Linked DNA regions of Homo sapiens: region 2 is linked to region 1. The links are chromatin contacts, found by Hi-C in ENCODE. All regions are on one chromosome and are shown on one strand. The core of a region is the stretch at or near the end of the contact, and the rest is flanking DNA. Distances in the headings are between cores, read along the strand shown.

The links. Hi-C counts contacts between places; a loop is a spot of excess contacts on that map. Pooled maps may share reads with other maps.
Region 2: a loop to region 1 is called in a pooled map of gastrocnemius medialis, with 5 times the contacts of the local background. The contact joins the promoter of STAG2 here to the promoter of ATP1B4 in region 1. A Hi-C loop is called at or near these places in 1 of 168 maps with a recorded cell type or tissue (gastrocnemius medialis) and 2 of 50 pooled maps.

Annotation. Positions count from the first base shown.
Region 1 is chrX:120,360,302-120,364,448 of GRCh38, reverse strand. ATP1B4 (ATPase Na+/K+ transporting family member beta 4) reads right to left here and starts at 2,360. Exons shown (of 8, transcript NM_001142447.3): 1 at 2,218-2,360. The coding sequence starts at 2,280.
Region 2 is chrX:123,960,444-123,965,004 of GRCh38, reverse strand. STAG2 (STAG2 cohesin complex component) reads right to left here and starts at 3,299. Exons shown (of 35, transcript NM_001042750.2): 1 at 3,149-3,299. It overlaps STAG2-AS1 (STAG2 antisense RNA 1), which reads left to right and starts at 3,664. Exons shown (of 2, transcript NR_130770.1): 1 at 3,664-3,816. RefSeq lists enhancers at 1,792-2,051, 2,142-2,241, 3,670-3,719, 4,418-4,561 and a silencer at 3,210-3,349.

The DNA.
Region 1 (4,147 bases), core at 1,111-3,610:
AGTGATACCTGCCTGACTTAAAATTCCTGATGCAGGACTCTGCGGGAATGCTCTCACAGAGCTTGTCACCCTGACTGAGCTGTCATGTATATCACAGTGGGTAGCAATCATGGCCCCCAGAGAATCTACTGCACCTGAGAATCTCAGTGAATTTGAAGTATAACATTTCATTGAGGAGAAATATATATTCCCTTTATATTTCCTGAACAATTTTCTTTTCTCTCCATGTTACCTATGCCTGCCTTTAACCTTCCACAGAGGAGGCAGCTGGCCTAGGCCTCAGACTGATCTTATTTGTAGATATTGGCTCTCATGATAATCCCATTACAGATGGCTTGTCATTAAAGCTTTACCCTCCTGAGAAGAATTAATCTTCTCACGGCTAATTTGCCCCTACAGCTCTCACACCCGAGAGGCTGTGAGAGGTTCCTGAGCTTTACTTTAGGAACCTCGAATCTTTTCTCCTCTCCTCTGTTTCCAGGTAAAGGAAATGGTCACACTGTGCAAGAGAGGCCTTCCCCAAAAGATCCTCATTAATTAAATCCTGTGTAAAATGTATCTTTGTGAAACTATTTAACAAAATCCAATAGAAAATCCTTTGGTAATGAGAATGCTTATCCCTAAGATTCTGTCTTGTCACTTTCCTAAAGTGGCACTACCCTCATGTGATAGTGTGTGTGAGTGTGCTGGGATATGGTAGTGGGTGTGTGATGGGGTCATCAGGTTTCCCTGAAAGGGAAGAGTCTGAAGAACAGAGGGTAGCTCCATTTTGAGTAATCTAAATATATAAACATATAAACAAATATATAAACAAACAGTATGACCCAAAGGATAAATTTTAAATTTGTGCTCTGCAAAGAAGACAGCAAGGCATGTGTTTATACACCATAAACATTTGAATGGCTGGTTAATTTTAAAAGAGAAATTAGCACAGGATTGCATTAATTTATTTTTAAATTTGGTCAAGTATTATAAAGAGCAAGATCCCCTGATGCATTTAAAATCCAAGCCACTTAACAAATAACTGAAATTATACACAACATTTTAACAAGATTACATAGAAAAGAAGGCAAGTAAGAAATAGTTTTATACCCCTGCAGATTGTAACTGTTTTGAGAGCTGGAAGAAACTTTGGGGGAAGTTAAACGGTTCTTCAAATTGTGGCTAAAAAGCTAAGAGAAGCCCTCTGTAGATTGATAGGAGGTTAGAATAATGTGTGTTTTCTTCTGCGGGCTGTTGACAGTCTTCACTTAACTCCCTGGTTACATAAGTGGCCATACCCAAAGAAAAATGGCTTAGGCTTTGTTTCCTCCTGGGGCTGAGATCACAATCCTCTCTGGGGAACATTTCAAAATCCTCTCCCCAAAAAGCACTGCGTGTGGCATACATTAATGACTTATAGCAAAATAAATGCAAATAAACTTTTGGATCAAATAATTTGTAATACACCCTGGAAATAAATGATGAGACAAAAGAATGTATGTGTGTCTACATGTTGGGCAGTGTGGGGTGGCAGTCAGGATGGCAATGGGTAGTGGCAGATCGGGGGTTTGGAAGATGCATTCTGCAAATACAATGGAAAGAGTACAAGATTAGCAGTGAGGATATTGCATTTTCACTTTGGCTCCTCCACTAACTTGCAAGTCACTCCTGTACTCTGAGCCACAGCAGCCTCCTTTAGGTAATGAGGGGTTCTGGAGAGATAATGTCTAGGATTCCTCCCTGCTCCTATTGGGGATTCTATGATTTTAGCTATAGTTTGGAATTTCTACTTTAGAAAGAGAGCAGCTGGACTCTAAGAAGCTACCACCCAAGAGACAGCTGGGTAGGCAGTGCCTTTCATTTCCTCTTCCTCCTTCCTTCCCTCTTGGCTAAATTTCTTGCTATTAGAATTAAACTTTTATACTCCAAAAGGTCTGTGAAAATTCTATACTCCCAGGAAAAGATTTTAGAAGCCACTTATTCTCTGTTATCTTCTCCTTCCCTTATCTTTGTTTCACAGGAAGAGGGGCTTCCTCCTTTTATCCAGCAGTTTAGGGTGCCCGGGGGTGCTGGGAGTCACTGCTCCTTTTTGAAACCCTGGGCTCCCCTAAACTTCGCTGTTTCTGCCCGTCTCAAAGAGAGGCAGCCGTAAACCAAGGTCTACACAGCCCCCAACCCACCCCATTAAAATAAAAGGGGAGGGGGCAGCAAAATATTCTGCTCTCTGGCACTCACGAGTCTGTAGCGATAACTGTAAGGAAAGGATGGAGCCCTTCTGGACCGGAGTTGCCTTCTCATGGCTGTTCAGTGGGCAAAGACGCAGCAGAGGCAGGCAATCGGGTGAGAGTTCTGGAGCTTCTGCTGGTACAGGAGACACTGGTTGCTGGGGACACTTGGCGCCTGGTAAAAGTGAACCCTCCTGGCATGAGCCCTTCCCCAGAATAATCTAACATGTCCCTCTGTCATTGGTTGGCTCCTTCCCTGAATCAAGGGAAAGCCCTTATGGAAAAGCAAGCTCATCATTACAAGGAGGGGGAGATATTCTGGGTCACGAGGATGAGCAACTCACCCTCCCGCCCCCTTTATATGTCTTTCCACCCCTTGTCTTTCTCCAGCGCTTGAGATATGATGGCCCCAATGGAAATCTTAAGTCATGTTCTTCTCAATTGAGAGTTGGATATCAGTGCATGCAGGGGGTGGGTGTGGGTGGGAGTTGGGGGTGAGGGGAGATGGCCAAGAATAACTTGCTTTTTTCATAAGGCTGATCTCATGCAAAAGGATCTAGGATGTCAGGAAAGATTCCCTTTGCTCTCTCCCCCCACCCCCACACACACTGTAAGCCACCTACAATATTTCTTATTTGTGTCAATCCATGAGCTTCTTAAAATGTGGATTATTCTTTCTGATTTTAGAAGCCAGGCTCCTACTTCATTCCTCCCTGCCCCAAAGAGGGTCTTGGACATAAGGAAGCCTTTTTCTAGCCCACATGTCAGAGTGGCCCCATCAGTCACTGCCCCTCATACACACACCCCTCCAAATCCTGGCCAAATTTCTGTAGTGGTTGAGATCTATATTTATCCCTTAGCATCAGGGCAGGGAACAAGCCAGAACTTTGCAGTGTCAGTTTCCCAGACATATGTAACTCCTGAAACCAACATGGGATCCAATGAAAGGAAAAATTAGAAGAAACAGTTAAGAATATTGTATAGCATTTTTGGTCTGTTTGGGGTCCACCCTACTGGAGCCTGGGTGGCTAAAAGGCCTGGATGGAGTTTGTGATCCTTCCTTCACAAATCAAACCCCATTATACTCAAGTGGCTGAGAATGTTGCAGATACTGACATTCTGGGCACATTCATTACTGAGAAAAACAGCACAATAGCTTAGAAAGATTTAATCATAACTCCAATTCAAGGCTATTCTGATGAAAATGGCTTCAATTGCAGTTAATTTTAAATAAGAATTCCTTTCACTGTAATGTTACTAATCAGACCTCTTCTTTAACAGTGTCTCTTCCCATATGCTTCTTTGAAGGGAAAAAGGCCACTTACAAAAAAGAGAAACTTATTCTTCTCTTTGAATTTTATTAAAAGCAAAATATATTCTAGGGGATAATCTGGTCTCTGGTCTCAGTAGATGTTGATCTCTATCTTCTACACCTTCTCCAAGCCAGTCTTTTGTGTGATTCCTTACATTAAGTATGAGAATCCCCAGGCCCTTGGAAGCCTTAAAACCAAACAATGGCTAGGCTAACTGGTCTAAGGCTGAAAAGAGAGTACACTCACTTTAAAACATTTCAAAAACTGAGAGTAGGGGGACAAAAGGGAGTTAGGAGTGACATGACCTTAGGTAACAAAATACTCCATTCTCTAGAATCTTCCATTCCTAAGCATTCTGGGTAATTGGAGGTTTGATGTATACTTAAGACATTTGCCATGTATTTCAGCTATAGCCCAGGCTGTGTTCTGGAATGTCAGCTGTTGGGTGGGGTAAAATAACCAAATCCCATAGGATGTTGAAGACAGAAATCTGTATGAATTTACACTCAAAACACTAGTTAGAAGGGAAATGATTCCTGCCAAATTTGAAAAAAAAAAAAAAAAGCAATATGCCTAACAGTGCAGCAGAATGGAGCCACAAGTGGCTAATGCGGATGCAAATGAAGC
Region 2 (4,561 bases), core at 2,050-4,549, 3.6 Mb before region 1:
CTGACACTGAACAGTATAGAACTGCCAAAAAAAAAAAAAAAAAAGGCACTTACCTTAATAGAATTTAGGAGCAGTTCACAAATGCACTAATTAAGGGAGACCAAGGATTGTCATTGCAACACATTTTTACTGTTTACGGGTAATGGTCAGAATGTTAACAGACAATATTGAAATATTTTACATATCAACTTCTAACTAGTTATAGCACCAGATCCTTGGGGCATGAGGTGATTTAAACCATTTTAAATGTAAACACTCATTTTCTTATCAGTTAAAAAAAAAAAAACCCACTCCACCCTCTCTGCCAGTCTCTGATACACCTTAGAATACTATAGTTACTTCACAGTGGGAAGGAATAGCTAATAAGTACATTTCTTTTCCAACCCACTTCTCTACCTAGTCATTAAACACCAAATTCTGAAACTGAATTCAGCTACCTAGATCTTTCTACCAGGAATGCTCCCTATGGTACCTCAATCCCTTCCACTGTCACTTACTGCAACTGCCAAAGCCCCTCCTATTAATAGTAAATCCCTTTCATACTGACTCACTGTAACTCCAACTTGATGAAATAGACACTAAGCAGAATTTACAAAAATTGCAAATGGAATTTTCCTGTTTTCAAAGAATTAAAAAGGAAACTAAAAGTAGAGCACATTCAGGCTAAGTTATAAACATTTAAAGTTCAACCAATTTATAAGTATTTATGTTGCCTGTTTTATACTAGTTCCCGTTTAAACGTTTTTTTTTTTTTGAAAGTTTTGCCAAGCATTGTGTAATCACTTACACAAGGCTAAATTTCCTATGCAAGTAATTTTGACATGTAAATATAAACTTAAGTCATTACCCCCAAGACTGTAAGACAATCTGGAAATTCTACTGCAAAAAAAGTTTATCTTAAACTATGGAAATGTTTAACAGCACGCACAAAAGTAGAGAGAATAATAGTAACAATGAGCGCTTCTGTATTCATCCAGCTACAATAATCAACTCAAGGCCACTTCTGCTTCACACCTACCTCCTACCCACTCCCTCCTCTCATTATTATCTTCAAAAAGAATTAAGAGGAAGATACTATGTTCTCTAAGTACACTTCTACCCAAAGATAGCAAAAGTATCAAAAACTAGCATGTTAAGTCAAAATCCAACAATGTAACTATACAGCCGCCTTACGCCTTACACAATTCTTTGGTAGGTGATAAATTTAAGAATTCAGTTAAACACAAAGATATAACCATCTTTAAGAATTTTAATGAAGTCCATAAACCCAAAGGGCATATTTAAAATTATACCTAAAAAGACAAATAGGGAAATGTGATGAAAACGAACTTAAACATCTGCAATTAACTTACTTAACGTGGCACCTTAGTTCAAAATGAAAAAAAAAAATCGACTATTTAACATAATGTGTCATAAAACTGCAATTCAACCACTTGAAAAACTGCTGAACACTTATATACCTTAAACTGGTCCTTCTGATCCCTAATTATAGATTGATATCAATGTAGAAAGAAAACCAGGCATTTTAACGTTAAGTGGTTGAAAATGTTGAAAATTAACCCCACTGTTCATCGGAAAGTATATGAGAGCAAGCCTAAACTACCTGAATTATATGTCATTAAACAAATGCATCCACTTCCCAGAGCCTTTTTTTTAACAAAATAAGTTCAGATATACCCTTAAACGCAACGCGCTAGGCTACAGACAGAATTAGGAGACCGCCTCCTGCTTTTGCTCCTAACCAATACGCAGAGAGAGAAGGTTGGCAGAAAAGTGCTGCGAGGACAGTAACAAACACCAGCAGCTCCCGAGCAGGCCCTGCTAGAGCCAGGAATGACGCACTTCGGTAACCCGACTCTTTCTCCCCTCCACCCCCGCCCCCAGCAGCGGTGCTGACACCGCCAACAGCCCGGAGTAGGAAAAAAGACAACAGAAAAAAAGGCAGAGGTTGGACCGCACTAGGTTTCATCAAGAAACCTCGATGATTCCTCTTTCGACACTAACCACTAGGACTAAACAGGAAAAGAAGCTTCGTGCTTAAGCAAGTCCCATCATGGTGGTTTAAGAGTCACTAAATTAAGCTGATAATGAGTCCAATCCACAGAGACAAATACAGGGTGTGGCTGCTGCGAAATACGGCGGTCCGTGGGAGAAAAGGGGTATGGAATTTACACTCCAGTGTGAAGGGAAGATGGGGCTTTATGGTGGGAGAAGGGGGTGGCCCGCGCATTTTAAGGAACCATTGCAAACCAACACAAGCGCCTCGTTTACTTTAAATCTAACCTTACAGATCAAAAGTTTCCAATAGATATATCATGTAAACTGTAAATTACCATTTAATCCAACACCATGGCCCTCAATTTAAAAACTACATCCAAGAGAAAGAAGGAGGGAGAGGGAAGAGGGGTGGTAGGCAACAACATAAAAAACATTCTAGGCCACGGAAGAGAAAGTCTCACAAACCGGATGAAACTACTAATACAATATTAAAAATTAAAGCCGAGCACTGAAGCACGAAAATCACACGATAACCCATTACAGTTAAGGATTAAAAATAAAATGACATATGCACCAAGGGGGAGCGGAAACTAAATGTCGAAAGTACAGCGGTTTATAAAAAACTAAAGGCAAAACAAGACATTCTCGCGACGGGGGGAAAAAAAGGCCGAAATCAACAATACGTTCACAATTCTAGGCCAAAAGAAAATGGGAACGGGGCTCAAAGTTTTGCGGAACTACTTGATGCTGTTTCCCACACCTTCTCTCTCCCACGGCCCATCCGACCCTTTTCGTCCCAAAATCGCCGTCCGCAGATCTCCGGATCCAGGGGAGAAGAAAAAAGAAAGTCGACCCCGAGCAAGAATAAAAGTGTGGAGTGAAAACGCACAGGCTGCCTACCTGGGGCAAGGATCAGCTCAGTTCGTGCCTTGAGAAAGACAGTGCGGGTGGGGGTGGGAATGAAAAGCAGCACTAAAACTAAAACAAAAGTGGCGCCAAAACCCCCCAACAAACAGCCTTCCACTCCCGCCCTTCCCCCCTCCGCCCATGCCAGGCAGGCAGGGCCCCCTTCGGGGCAAGGTCTGCGCGCGGGGGCCAACACCGCCAGACCCCAGCCAATTTAGAAAATTGTTGCCCGAAGAAAACTGACCGAAGTCGGGCCTCGGAAGGGATGGAGAGATCGATGCCAATCGCCTTCCCCAGCAGTTCCCCCACCACGCGCTGGAGATGATGGGGCGGGGGAGAAGCAGAGGGGCCCGTCACATGAATGTTGTTCCCTCTCTAGGAAGGGAGGAAGAGAGGGAGGGAGGGGGGAGGGAGGGAAGGGAGGAGGGGAAGGGAGAAGGGAGGGGGCACGAGGGAGGGGTGTGATCAGAGTAGATTTTCCCTCGCCTCCCTCGGTCCGAGGCCCAAATATACACAACTGAGCCTCCTTTCTCCCCTCCCCCCTAGGTTCCCAGCACCACCATTTTGCTCTCTGCCTTCCCCTCACCGCGACACCGCGCTCTCCCCCACCCCAACCACAGCCTCCCGGCTTTCCTCCCCCGACTACGGCTCGCACCCCACCCCACCTCCAGTTCGGGCTCTCCTAGGCTTAGGAGCCTGCCGGAGAAAAGGAACCTAAATCTACTGCTACACAGAGAAGCGGAGCCTCCATCTTGCGCTGCTCCGCGTTCTCCATTTTGGGCCACCCATGGGGGGGGGGGGTCTCCGTAGAGGCCCCGAGGGAGAGTTGGGCGAGGGAAGGAAGAGAAAATCTTCAGCGAGGGTAGTCGAAAAGAAGAGCCCTGCGGTAGAAAGCCACTCTAGGAGTAGGAGGTAGGGAGGAAGGGGGGCTGGAAGTTCCTTGGAAGTGTTGGGGTAGCGACTTGGGGGGAGAAGGGAGAAAGGAGGGCGGGGGGCGCCGCGGGGGCGAGAAAGATCCTCCCGCCTGGACTCTGCCCCCCGTTCCATGGCTGCCCCCCATGGGGGCGAAGAAAGCAGAGGGGAAATTCAATGGCAACAGAGTGCCCAACCTCTTTCCCTCCCAACTCCTCTCTCTCGCCCTGTTTCAATCATACACACCTCACGGTGGGCCAAGCGCCCTCCGGGTGCCCCTCCAAACTTCTAGAAGCTTCGCCTCCGCCATTTTATAACTTACCTCCCCCCTCAGCGTACACAGAGGCAGCAACGAGACTGTTCGCCTCCCCCACTCCTCCTTCTTTCTCAGGCCGGGGGCTTCTTCACCCCTGGGCTGGTACAAGATATTTTTCCCCTTCCTCTTCTTTACACCCTCGAATTCTACTCAGGGACGGAAGCTCCCGCGGTTCTAGAGCGGTGGGGGGTTTTGAAAGTGGCGGTCGGATCCGGCGGGGTTTTTTTTCTTTTTTTTTTTTTTTTTTTTTTTTTTTTTTTTTTTTTTTTTGGTGGCGCTTCGGGATTGTTTGGGGTGTTCGCTCTTCGGCGACTTGGAGGCGAATGGAACGCGCAGGCGCCATCTGTCGGCCACGAACCCGCGCCCGGCTCCCGTTGGGAGGGAGCGGCATCTAGCGGCAGAGAGTTGCCACTGCAACGCCTGGCTCCC